2 separate regions of the Homo sapiens genome follow, and region 2 is linked to region 1. A link is a contact called in ENCODE Hi-C or POLR2A ChIA-PET data. All regions are on one chromosome and are shown on one strand. The core of a region is the stretch at or near the end of the contact, and the rest is flanking DNA. Distances in the headings are between cores, read along the strand shown. Region 1 overlaps SLC12A8 (solute carrier family 12 member 8). Region 2 holds the start of MCM2 (minichromosome maintenance complex component 2).

Region 1 (6,174 bases), core at 1,848-4,347:
AACTTTCTACAGTTCTATGATACTGAATCTTTAGCCATGGCATTCTGAGGGAGGCCCTGCTTTGTTTCTTGGGTAGGACTTGGGGTGGGGGAGAGCTGCCCATGGCCTCAGAACTTGGTGGGGAAGGGGTCTGAGCATGTGAATATTTTCAGCCTGGTGCTTGGCAGGAGGGGGGCTCTGCTTACATATCGGTGTGTTGATACTGACTGCCCCTTCCCTGCAGGGGTCACTTGACCTCCCACCCCGTCTCAGCTGCCTGCCTGGCGAGGATATCCAAGCAACAGTGGGGCAGGGAAGACTTCTTGACCAGCTTGGAGCTGTGCAGGGGCAGCTGATTTGAGGGGGCCATGAGTTGAGTTAGGATTATTTTGGGGGTGTCAGGGGTCAGGAGTTGAAGCATGGGAAGTGGGATGCCAGAGGCAGAGACAGCCAGAAGGAATAAGTGGTGGCTGGGAGGAACCCACAGCCAGGGTGGAGACTTCCCGTTAAAACAGCCCGTTATCCTGGCAGGAGGGAGAGTGCATTCCTTTCCCCCAGGAGATAAGGAGGCCAGATTTTCCTTTCTCAGGGCTCCTTTCTAGGGTAGGCTAGTGGGGGCTCTGTGGGCTGGGCTGGGGCCAGGTCCCTCTGGACCCCTCTGCAGGGTCCCAGCTGGAGCAGCTGGAGCTCCTGGCACTCATCCAAGACTCCCTGCAGCCTTGGACAAGCACTGCTGCAGCAGTGGCAGCACAACGTTTGAATCCCAGTTGCCTCTCTGTGCCTCAGTTTCCTTCCCTGAAAAAAATCCATCTACCTCATAGGGTAGTTGTGAGGCTTCAATGAGTTAATACGGTAAAGCACTTGGAATGAGTGGTATGCAGCGGAAGTAGACAGCACTGTTCTCACCCCAAGATGCCTCTTGTTTCCTGGGGCCCAGGTGAGAACCTAGTGTCTCCTCAAGTCAGATTCTTTTCACATTCTTGGGCATTTGACAGCTCTTTCCGCTGTAGGCCTCTCTAGGCAAAAATCTCATCTCAGCTTACTGACCCCAAGGCCATTATGAGAAAAGGTTCATTAAGCATTTAAAATAGAGCCCGTGTTAGCAGATGGAACAATTTCTTGGTTATTAGAAACCATTCTTCATGAAGAAAAGGCTTATCTTTCCTTTCACAAATGAGGAATCCTTAGCTCAGAAAGAGCCCCGGGACTGCCCTCCTAGACCGCAGGGCATGGCAGGAGCTGCTCTTGTTATGGGACACTTTCAGCCCCTTCCCTCCCAGGCCAGGGAGGCTGCCCTGACATCCCCCAGTCTGGCCTTTCATCCCCTGGGTTGCCCAGCCCTGGGGGTCCTTCCCACTGTTTCACAACAGCCAGTCCTCCCACAGGGTGGAGGCTCTCCCCATGGCCAGGCAGGGCTCTAGGCTGCTCCTTTCTAGGCAGGCTGGGCGGGACTCCCCTGGCCCTCTGGGCAGGTCAAGCCCCACTTCAGATTTCCCTTCTGGCCACTGTTGGAATGCCCAGCCCTCCCTCTGTGTATTTTCTCTCTGGGTGGGGTCTTAGGCTGGAAACCCTGTGCACATCCTCTCTCCACCCTCTCTTTGCAGGACCAAAGTCAATAGGGCTGAAGCCAGAGAGGAGACTGTGGTCCGAGGAAGACTCCAGGCTCACGCCCAGGACTCTTTGGGGGCCTCTTCGAAACCTATCATTATTTCCTCTTCCAAATCTCCAGGCAGTGATCAATACAAAGCAATACAGCCCGATTCAGTTTAATTTCAAAACAGTCCAACGCAATACAGCCGATTCAGTTCTATTTCAAAACACTTTTATTGAACACCAATAGTTGTACCAGGATTGTTATGACCCAGTTCAATGGGAGAGCCCAACAGATTGGGACTTGATACTATCTGGACTCCAAACTGTACTCTCAATTAGGGTTACTGTTCCCCTTTTGACTCTGCGTGTCTTTTGAACAGTTGGCTTCAGCTCTGCACTTCAGTTTCCTCAGTTGTTAAAACAGGCCAATGAATTAGACCATGAAGGTTTCCTCATCTCTCTGCCCTTCCATGTAATCTCTCATTATCGGCCAGTAAGGTTTTATTAACATATGGAACTGTGGTAGTGAGCTTGTTTCACGGTTCTGGAGCACATCCTGTATCAACAATCACAGAGTCAGGGAAGGGAGGAGGGCATGTTATGGAAGCTGGTTTGGGATTTTACCTCTGCCATTGGAAACCAACTGTGTATTTGGACAGTGTGTCCTGAGAGGCCTGAGAGTGGGCTTCTGGCTGGGAAGACTTCAGAATTAGAAGGGTTCTGAAAAATCATCTCGTACTGTGCTACTGAGAGTTCGATCTGCAGGCAGGAGCGTGGCATCTCCGGGGAGCTCATTAGGAAGGCTGGGTCTCTGGCCCATGCCGGTCTCGCTGACTCAAAATTTGCGTTTCAAAGCTCCGAGGGAAAAGGGCTTGTTTACAGTCCCACAGTGAGTCCTCGCATAACCAGGGCCCGAACCCTGGTTCCTGATTCCTGATTTTGCCACTGTTCTTGCCTTCCTCCACCCAGAGATCTTCAGGGTCCTTGTGCCTGGAAGGGGGCCCTGTGCTTCACGCCGAGGGAGGATAAGCATGGCAGGGACTTCTCCCAAATCTATCCTCCTTGAGTTCAGTTTTGACTGGGCTCCTCCCTGATAACCTGTAACTGCTTCACCCTTTGCAGCTCCCAGAAGAAAAACCCCATCCCCAGCCCAGGGAGGCCAGGCCTGCTGTGTTTAATTGCCCATCTCTGTGCCTCTTAGCCCATCTGGGGCTGGGCAGTATCTGAGTGAGTGTCCGGGCGAGGATGGGGCTGCTTGGGAAGGAACTCTTGTGGGTGACAAGTGGCAGGATGGGGCCCGTGGACACTCCCCTTCCTCCCCTTTCCGCGGACCCCCTGGGTCAGGCAGTTTCGGATTGGCTGCAGATCCCCGTCTCCGTGAGGCCGCGTCTGGCGAGGTACAGGTGCTGAGAGGCGCTGGGCTGTCCAGAGGCGGCGCGCGAGGCCGGGTGCGAGGTCTTGCGTGCGCGCCGCGCCCACTTCCTTTGCTGAGGAGCCTCGCGCAGTCTCCGGGGCCTACCACTTCCCCCGACGCCCTTCGGGCGTCGTCGTGCGGGTCCCTTCCCAGAAGCGGCCTCTCCTTTCCCTTTCCTCGCAGAGCCGCTCTTCCTGCGCCCTCCGAGCCCCACCCTCCTAGCTCCGTCCGGAGCCCTTCCTCCGCGCTGGCTATTCTCGGTTGCGCCAGCCTCTCCCATTGTCCATTCGCAGGAAAGGGCTGTCTGGCTGGTCGTCGGTCGCTGGTCCAGGGGTGGGGGACCCAGAAGAGAGCGCCGCCGGAAGCCCCCGCCGCGGCAGCAGCCCGCAGCCCGCAGCCCGCAGCCCGCAGCCTGCAGCCCCAGCATCATTTTTAGAAATCTCGCTTTCTAAGTTAGTCAACAGTGCAACCCGACGCCCACAGGGAGGGGTATGACTTCCCGACTCCCTCTTCTAATTTCAGCAGCCCCCAGCGGCGTAGGGGGAGGGGATGTCGGGGGCACCGCAGGTGCCACCCAGAGCCCCTAGCAGCCGCCTACCCAGGGCAAGGGTCCCATGCCCGGCTGCTGGGCACCCCAAGCAGCCCTGCTGGAGCAGTTCTCAGTCCCACTAGTGACCCCCGCTGCCTGCCTTTGGCTAAGGGGAGGAGGGTAGGCTCCCACGAGCACCCCTTGGGAGCAGATGGTGGGCCCTGAAGAGCCACAGCCCACTGGCCGCATCACAAGAAGCCTGAATTACCCGAATTCCGGGTGGAAAGATCAAGCCTTTCTGCAGACAGAGCTTCAAGGACTTTCCCTCTGCCTGTTCCTGCCTGGGTCTTGTTGTCATTTGTTCTCTGTCTTACCCGCACCCCACCCCACCCCCCTTTTTGTTTTTGTTCTTCCTAAAAGCATACAGCTCAAACTGGACCAAAGTATTTTTATTCCGTGGATAGAGAAACAGATGTTCAGGTCAAACCCAGATCCATTCACACGCAGCAGCTGCAGGCCCCATGCATCCCAGGCCTTCGAGAGTTGAAAGATGTCAGATGACAGGACCCCAGACCACAAGACTCAGTTTCACCAGCAGAGGAATTGAAAGCCCAACAGAGAGGCAAAGAGACTCTTCTGAGGTCAAAAAACAAGTGTTGGAAATCCCTGGGGAGGCTAGACGTGGTGGCTCACGCCTGTAATCCCAGTGCTTTGGGAGGCCAAGGTGGGAGGGTTGCTCGAGGCTGGGAGTTTGAGGTTGCAGTGAGCTACGATAGTGCCACTGCACTCCAGCCTCGGTGATAGAGCGAGACCCTGCCTCTTTAAGAAAAAAAAGGAAAGAAAGAAAAGAAAAAAAAAAAGGAAATTCCTGGGGAATGACTTTGGGATGGATTACAGAGGGTCAGTGTGGTAGATGGAGGCCTGAATTCACTCAGATGTGGGGTCCAGGACAGGCTGTGTCCTCCCAGCTGTGTAAGCTCCAGCCAGTTGCATACCGGTAGGCACATGGTGTTCCACAGGATAGGACTCCTGTCTGCCCTACACAAATGGGGCCGGGGGAGATGCCATGATCTCTGTGGGCATGTTTCCTGGGGCTGAAAGGCAACCTGTGCTGTAAGGGGGTGCAGTGCCAGGGCCTGGGAACCCACCTCCTGGAGAGAGGCCTGGCTTCTGCCACCGGGAGAGGCAGTGGGTGAAATACAGGCAGATCTGGCTATGTAACCCTCGGACAAGCTTTTTCACGTTCCGGAGCCTCAGTGTCCTCAGTTAGTCATCGTACAAGTATGACATTGTAAGGTCTTGTTGTTCAGTGGCTGGCACGTAGGAAGGGTTCAGTCACTGGTCGCTCAGCATTATTTTCAGAAGTGAGGTTGCCCTGTGGTGTCCTTGGAGTGACCTGCACAATCTCTGTGCACACAGTCTTGGCCATTGCTTGGCAAGGACTGTGGCATGAAGACATTATTGGCTATGTCACTCTCAGGGCTGCTGTCCACTCTGAGGCAGGGCATGGTGGCAGTCAGGCCTTGGGAAGTTGTAGGTGCCTCCTGGCGGGACAATCTCACGTGCAGATGTAGCTGCTAGAGTAGAGGTCTCGAACCTTAAGGTCCATGCTCTCCAGAGAGGCTTCAGAAATCTGCCCTTCCCCAAAATGGTATGCAAAATGTGGTGTCTATGGGGACAGGGACCATGGTATTCATCAGACTCTCAAATGGGGGCAACTAAAAGAATTAGGAACCTTTGTTCTGGGCATCAGCAAGTCAGGCATTAAGAGCCACTGTCGGAGGGCATGGCAGGCGGCATGGACCTCAGCCCTACCCTGGGTGTGACCCACTGACCTCACACCATGCTTAGCTAGCCAGTACCGGCCAGTCAGAGACATGAGTGCCTCCCCTGGGCACCCACTCTGCATAAGCCCAACAGAGAGTCAACCATGCCTGAGGTCTGGGTGGGCCACCAGGTTCAGGGTGTGGGAAAGAGACCCAGGCCCCAGCAGGCAGGATGGGGACCAGTGAGCAAGACTCTTTGGGGACTGGCTCAGGACAGGGGACCGTGAGGTGGGGTGGTGATAGGTGAGGGGTGCAAGTCATGAGGGCCTGGGAAAATAGGGGCAGAGGAAATGAGGCAGGGTCCACTGTGCCAGCTTTGGGGGCTCCTTGTTGTCCACTGGAAAGTGGCCCATGTGAGGGATGGGCCACCAGATCCAATGCCCTGCCTCAGTGCGCTTGGTCAAAGAGTTAGAAAATTCTCTCTGAATAAGGCCTCAGACTGTGGGTCATGGAGGTACGACTGGGGGTGTTCTCACCCTCTCTCTCTTTTGCTCAGTTTCTTTCTTTCTTTGGTCCTTATTTTATTTTTCCTGTCTTGTTTATGTTTTTCTCATAAGCCACTCAAGTCATTTTGGGAAACAGAGTACAAACGGAAAGAAAGAAAAGCTCTTCATACATAGAAAAGCTGACGAGAAAGTGGGCTTTCAATTGTGGGATGTTTTGTTTGTTTTCCTAAAAGATATTTTTTGATGACAAGTAGATTATGTTCATTTAAAAAAATTATTTTGTCACCCAAACTGGAGTGCAGTAGCATAGTCACAGCTGACTGCAGCCTTGACCTTCTGGGCTCAAGTGATTCTTCCACCCCAGCCTCTTGAGTAGCTAGTACCATG
Region 2 (6,174 bases), core at 1-2,500, 2.5 Mb before region 1:
AGGCAAGAATGCCATCGATTCATCTGCTCCCAGCTCCCAAAGCCAGGCCACCAGGCACACAATGGGCTCTCTGCAAAACTATCTGCTGAGTCCAGGGCCTTGAATGAAATTACCTTTCCATGCCATCTCCAATGAGCTCCTCTCCATCCTCTTCTTCCTCCAGGGGCCCCTCTGTGCCTAGGAGCCCCTCGGACTCATCCTCAAATGGTGGAAGGTCACGGCCAGGGCTGGAGGTGAGGGCATCAGTACGCCGGGAGCTTCGGCCAGGGCTGGAGGTGAGAGGATCATTGCCTCGCCGACGCTGGGCCGGGCTGGATGCCATGGTGAAGGATTCCGATGATTCCTGCAAGAGAAGGTGCGGTTGTCAGAAACCTAGGAAGCTGGTGAGGCATGATACAGCTTCCTTTTTACCATCAGGGGCCTTCCCTTCTTTCTCTCCACCTGTGACTCTTGTCCTCCAACACACCAAACCCCTTCCAGCCTCCAGATCTTTGCCCTTGCTGTTCTCTCACCTGGAATGCTCTCAGCTGAGCAATCTGAGTCAGTGGCTTCCAAACAAATAGAAGCCAGCTCAAATATCGGGGTCACCCACATCACCGTGCTTTCTCCATGAAAAACCACTGAGGTTATGTCATTTGCCTATTTACCTGTTTACTGTCTATTATCTCCCCTTAAGCATTAGACCTATTTCAGCACACACAGTGCGCAAGGTATTGTGATAGAGATGGCATAGAAGAGCCACCAAAACAAGAGGTCTGGAACTCAGATGTGGAACAGACAGTATACAAGACAAAGGGACAAGAAGGTAATACAAAAGTAAGTGTAGTGTTTGGAACAAGGATCATTGGGAAATTAAAAAAAAAAAAAGTTTAAAGGAGTGTAGTGAAATGGGGGCCTGTCTTTTGTACGCTCAGCGCCACACAGATGGCGCCCAATAAGTATGTGTGGGGTGAATAAAGGACAGAGGCTGAACGGGCCGAGCTCGCCTTAGGGAGCCCAGGGCCCCAGGTCAGTGGTAGGTAGGCGAGTCGCCTCACGCAGGGTGCAGGCGAGAAAGTAGCTGCGCCCCAGAGCCTGGGGCCCAGCCTCACCCAGAGCGCCGCCCTGGGCCGGGGCCAGAGTACGGGAAGCGCGCAGCCTCCGCACCCATGTCCCCGGCGCCCGCCCGCCACGCGCCAGCGCGCTCACCGCCATAGCAGTACCACGATCCTCTCCGCCACTACAGCAACAACCAGGTTTCGCGCGAAAAGTGGTTCACGTGACCCACCAAAGCCCGGGAAGAGCCCTACGGAACGCGACGTCATGACGTCGGCGTCCACTGGCGACCAGAAGGGACACGGAGGGGCGGGCCAGAGGGTCCGGTCCCGCCTACAACGCCCGAGGCGCTCCGCCCAGAGCCCGGAGGTGTGCGGCCCGGCGCTGTGCGCGTGCGCTCGCCTGCGCTGTGGTGGGAGCTGGAGCGGAGGTAGAAGCTGAGGCTCCAGGGGACCCGACGACACTTGCTGGCTGCGTGACCTCGGTCACACCAGGGCCATTTTGCTGACAAGACAACAGAGGCCGGGCGCGGTGGCTCACGCCTGTAATCCCAGCACTTTGGGAAGCCGAGGTGGGCGGATCACAAGCTCAGGAGTTCGAGACCAGCCTGACTAACATGGTGAAACCCAGTCTTTACTAAAAATACAAAAATTAGTTGGGCATGGTGGCACGGGCCTGTAATCCCAGCTACTCGGGAGGCTGAGGCAGAAGAATCGCTTGAACCTGGGAGGTGGAGGTTGCGGTGAGCCGAGATCCCGCCACTGCACTCCAGCCTGGGTGACAGAGTGAGACTCCGTCTCAAAAAAAAAAAAAGACAGCAGAGGTTCAGAGCCTGGTTTTCTGACGCTTCTTACCGTCTTAGGAGCACAATGGTTTAACTTCTCCCAAAGCTCAAAGGCTCAATACTTCAAGCAGCTGGACAACTCTGGGATTTTGTAGGAGGTCACATCTGAGGCTTTAGTAGGAGTTATCTTTGCCCAGGGGAGCGAAGACGCAGGGAGGATGTTACAGATAGAAGGATGCCATGTGCAAAGCTGCAGAGGTCATGGCAGGGCCCGGATGTGCAAGCCCCTCCCTAAGAACTAACCCTAGGAGCTTATGATGCCGGGCAACAGACAAGACTTGAGGGAGAGAAAATCCGGATCAAAAAAGAGCTAGATGTTTTTCTAGAGAGTTTGACTATTCTGTATTCTGAAAGCAATGGAAGGCCATGGAAGCATTTTGAGCAGGGTGAGACGTGAACTAGTGTGGGTTTTAGAATCCCTCTGGCTGCTACCAGGTGGAAGTGGATTGAACGAGGTTGAAGGCAGCAAACGAGGAGGTTGCTGTGGTTCTTGTCTAGTTCCAGGCAGCCTTAGTGAGCAGAGGCAGGGCTGAATCGCAACCCTCTTAGCCAGGCACTTTGTGCAGTGAACAAGCATCTCTGCCTGGGACCCAGGGTAGGGAGGCAGGAGTGATGGAGAGAACTGGAAATACAAGATGTTTAGGAGGTGGAATCTTTTTTTTTTTTTTGAGACAGAGTCACTCTGTCACCCAGGCTGGAGTGCAGTGGTGCAACCTCAGCTCACTGCAACCTCCACCTCCCAAGTTCAAGCGATTCTCGTGCCTTAGCCTCCCGAGTAGCTGGGATTAGAGATGCACGCCATTGTGCCCGGTTAATTTTTGTATTTTTAGTAGAGATGGGATTTCACCATTGTTAGCTAGGCTGGTCTCCAACTCCTGACAAGTGGATCCGCCTGCCTTGGCCTCCCATAGTGCTAGGATTACAGGCGTGAGCCACCACGCCCGGCCAGGAAGTGGGGTCTATAGGTGTTGGTGATTGAGGACAGCAAAAGAGGCATGCAGGATGACACCAGGATCCTGGCTTAGCTAGGTGGATGATAGCTGAGATAGGAGCGCACAGGAAGACCAGCAATTTAAGGGGGAAGAAGATGAGTTTGTTTCTGGCTGTGCTGAATTTGGGCCGAGGGGACATATCCAGGAAGCTGTTGGATATCCATGTATGGGACTCAAGGGCGTGTTTGGACTGAAGCTGTAGATTGCCTTGGGAGTGGTTGTATAATCCAGAGTGAGTGCAGGGAGATGAGAAGGTCTAAGCCTGGGACCTGGGAAACCCCAACAGTTAAGAGACACCAACAAAGGATGTGAAGGATGCACCTCGGATGCTAGGAGCTGCTGACAGGAAAGCTGAAGAGACTCTGCATGGGCTTGTGTTATCTATTGCTGCATAAAAAATTATCCTGGGATGGCCAGGCATGGTGGCTCACACCTGTAATCCCAGCACTTTGGGAGGCTGAGGCAGGTGGATCACCTGAGGTCAGGAGTTCAAGACCAGCCTGACCAACATGGAGAAACCCTGTCTCTATTAAAAATCCAAAATTAGCCAGGCGTAGTGGCGCATGCCTGTAATCCCAACTACTCAGGAGGCTGAGGCAGGAGAATCACTTGAACACTGGAGGTGGAGGTTGCGGTGAGCCGAAATTGTGCCATTGCACTCCAGCCTGGGCAAAAAGAGCGAAACTCTATCTCAAAAAAAAAAAAATTATCCTGGGATTTAGCACCTTGAAGCAATTAGCACCCACTGTCTCGGTGTCTGTGGATCAGGGATCTGGACACGATGCCACTGGGTGCCTCTTCTTCAAGGTCTTTCAAGGCTGCAGGCAAGGTATTGGCCAGGGCTGCTGTCTCCTCTGAAGGCTCATCTTCAGGAGGATCCCCTTCCAAGCTTCTTCACATGATAGGATTCAGGTCCTCATAGGCTGTTGGACTGAAGACTTAGTTTCCCACTGGCTCTTGGGTGGGGGCCTCTCTACAGAGCAGCTTACAACCTGGCAGCTGGTTTCTTTCAGAGCAAGCGAACAAGAGAGAGAGGCCATACAAGACAGATGCCATGTCTTGGAAGTGATATTCCTTTACTTTTGCCATATTCTCTTAGCGAGAAGTGAGTCCTGAGGTCCGGCCCACACTGAAGGAGAGGAGATCCTAGCAGGGCTGGGGATTATCAGGAGCCCTCCCAAAGGCCACTGAAGAGAGCAGTCAAGATGGTGGATGGGGTCAGCTGGCTGCCCAGAGGTCATCTGATAAGGACTAGGAGCTGTTAGTGGCCCTGGCGATAGCAGATCTGGGCTGGCCGGTGTGTCTGGAGTCAGACACTACATTGAAGTGTGTTGACAGGTAGGATGCAGGGAAGTGAGAAGGGTGAATGTGAGTTACTAGTTGGAGGCTGGAGTGCTTTTATGTCACCCAAAGATGTATGGGTCAGAGAGGCATTCCCAGGTGTGGAATGGACTGTGAGAGCTGGGACAGGCACTGGAGTGGGATATGGCTTTTTCTCAGATGAGAGGTTCTTGGACATGTTTAAACACTGGTTGGGGGCAGGGTAGGAGAGACAGAAAGGTGGGTGGGGTGAGTAGGCAGCCTCTATTATGGCCCTGATGGCCCTTGCCTTCTGGTATTCACACCCTTGTGTGATCTCCTCCCAACAGCATAGGACAGATGTGGTTGGATGTTACTTTGGAGATTCAGTTACAAAAAGACTGCAGCTTTGCTCACTCTGAGAGAAGGCAGCATCCATGTCTTGAGGACACTCAGGCAGCCTGGGACAGGCTTGGGGAGTGAGGAGCTGGGACCCCAGCCAACAGTCATGCTGGACTTGCTCCAGGACACATCACCTTGGGGTTTGCTCTTCCCAGGTCAGTAGGCATCCAGCGCTGGGGCAGCTGCTTCAGGACATCGCCGAGGACAAGTCTCCTCCCCATTCTGGTTCCACCATCTGTAGCCTGTGGCTTTCATCCTCAAGGGCTCCATGCGACCGCTGCACATCCAGGTACTACATCTGACCCATGTATTGAGCCAGCTCAGCTGTGATCAAGCGCAGCCTTTTTCCTCCGTAAGAACTGCCCATTGGCGTAGTTGTGAACTGAGGCAGAGGAGCTGCTGTGGCAGTGGTAGGTGATGTGGATGTACAACGGATTGCTTACAGTCTCAGTGGATTGCTGCTAGGCCCACCCACCTGAATTTACATATTAGAGGGCCTGACAGAACCCAGTTCATGAGGGGCAGCTCTGGCCTCATGGTCACTTGATGTCCCCTAGTCATCTCTACCAGGGTCCAGTAGCCTGGCAGAGCTGCTTTGTGAATGGTGTCTAGTTCTCTACTATAGATGACCTGGTCTTGCTCCAGAACCCTAGGGGGTCTACTTTGTGGTTTTTCCCACCAGAGCTTGCTGTAAGCTTCACACAGCATATCTTCCCACCATGTATGCCTCTAGTATCATGGGGTCTGTGGGTCCCATAGCCTGAGGGACAGCCTTTGATGTCATGTGACCCAGAGATATGTGGGTCAGAGCAGCACTCCCAGGTGTGGAATCTGCTACCTCCAGAACCCAAAGAGGCCTCTAAGCATTGTGCTTGCTCTTCTGTGATGGAGTGTGCAGGGGGATGTTCTGGTGTGCCCCACACCACCAGACCCCTACAAACCTCACTGATGTGGCAAGCCCCTAATTCTTCATAGGGTTTAATCTTCTGCCCGCTGGAGCACATATGTCTCATCAAGTTTTCCATGTACTTGTCACCTCCTGCTCATCCATCCTGATTAGCACATTGTCATTGACACCATGAACCAGTGCAGTGTTCTGCAAGACGTTCAGATGGCCCAGTCTCCTTCAGACTGTGATGACAAAGGATGGGAAAGGTATCATTGGCCTGGGGCAAGACCATATGTGTGTATTGTTGGCCGTTCCTATGAGTGCAAATGGTCCCTGATAGGGATGAAAAAGTGTGGTGATCAGATGGCCCCTGAGAAGCGGGGGCCGTGCTGATCTGTCTGTGCTAGCAATGCACCTGCACAGCACCTGTGGTCAGGGCTACCACTTGGCTGAATCTGCAATAGTCCATTGCCACTCTGTTTATTTTTATAAGGTCAGACTGATGAATTAAATAGGTACATGGTGGGGGATACCCTCCACACGTCTTTGGTCTTCAAGGGTGGCACCAGTCTCCGCCATTTTCTCTGGTGTGTGATGTTGTTTATGTGCTTGCTCTCTTGGCCGGGGTGGGTGGTGGTGATAGTGGGGTCTCAGAGGCTTTCACTTGACTTTTACTACCATCACTCTCACCCCATAGACCAAGGAACCAGTGC

Evidence for each region. Hi-C counts contacts between places; a loop is a spot of excess contacts on that map. ChIA-PET counts read pairs that join two places held with the same protein, here RNA polymerase II (POLR2A). Pooled maps may share reads with other maps.
Region 2: a pooled map shows a loop between it and region 1 (4-fold over the local background). The contact joins the promoter of MCM2 here to the enhancer-like site in region 1. A Hi-C loop is called at or near these places in 3 of 50 pooled maps. POLR2A ChIA-PET finds 5 or more read pairs at or near these places in 2 of 52 experiments (Caco-2 and PC-9).

Annotation. Positions count from the first base shown.
Region 1 is chr3:125,138,899-125,145,072 of GRCh38, reverse strand. The region is part of intron 5 of SLC12A8 (solute carrier family 12 member 8); the gene reads left to right. Among named protein-coding and RNA genes, the nearest start is that of MIR5092, 9.6 kb to the left of the region's middle. RefSeq lists enhancers at 959-1,912, 2,483-2,712, 2,723-2,812, 2,426-3,249 and a silencer at 3,263-3,492. Within about 2 kb of position 3,097, at least 26 of the 41 ENCODE cell types and tissues checked have a DNase peak (open chromatin) inside an H3K27ac peak, as active enhancers do.
Region 2 is chr3:127,593,487-127,599,660 of GRCh38, reverse strand. MCM2 (minichromosome maintenance complex component 2) reads right to left here and starts at 1,250. Exons shown (of 16, transcript NM_004526.4): 1 at 1,189-1,250; 2 at 114-343. The coding sequence starts at 1,194. It also overlaps a transcript of TPRA1 not described here. RefSeq lists a silencer at 952-1,111 and enhancers at 1,142-1,261, 615-1,572.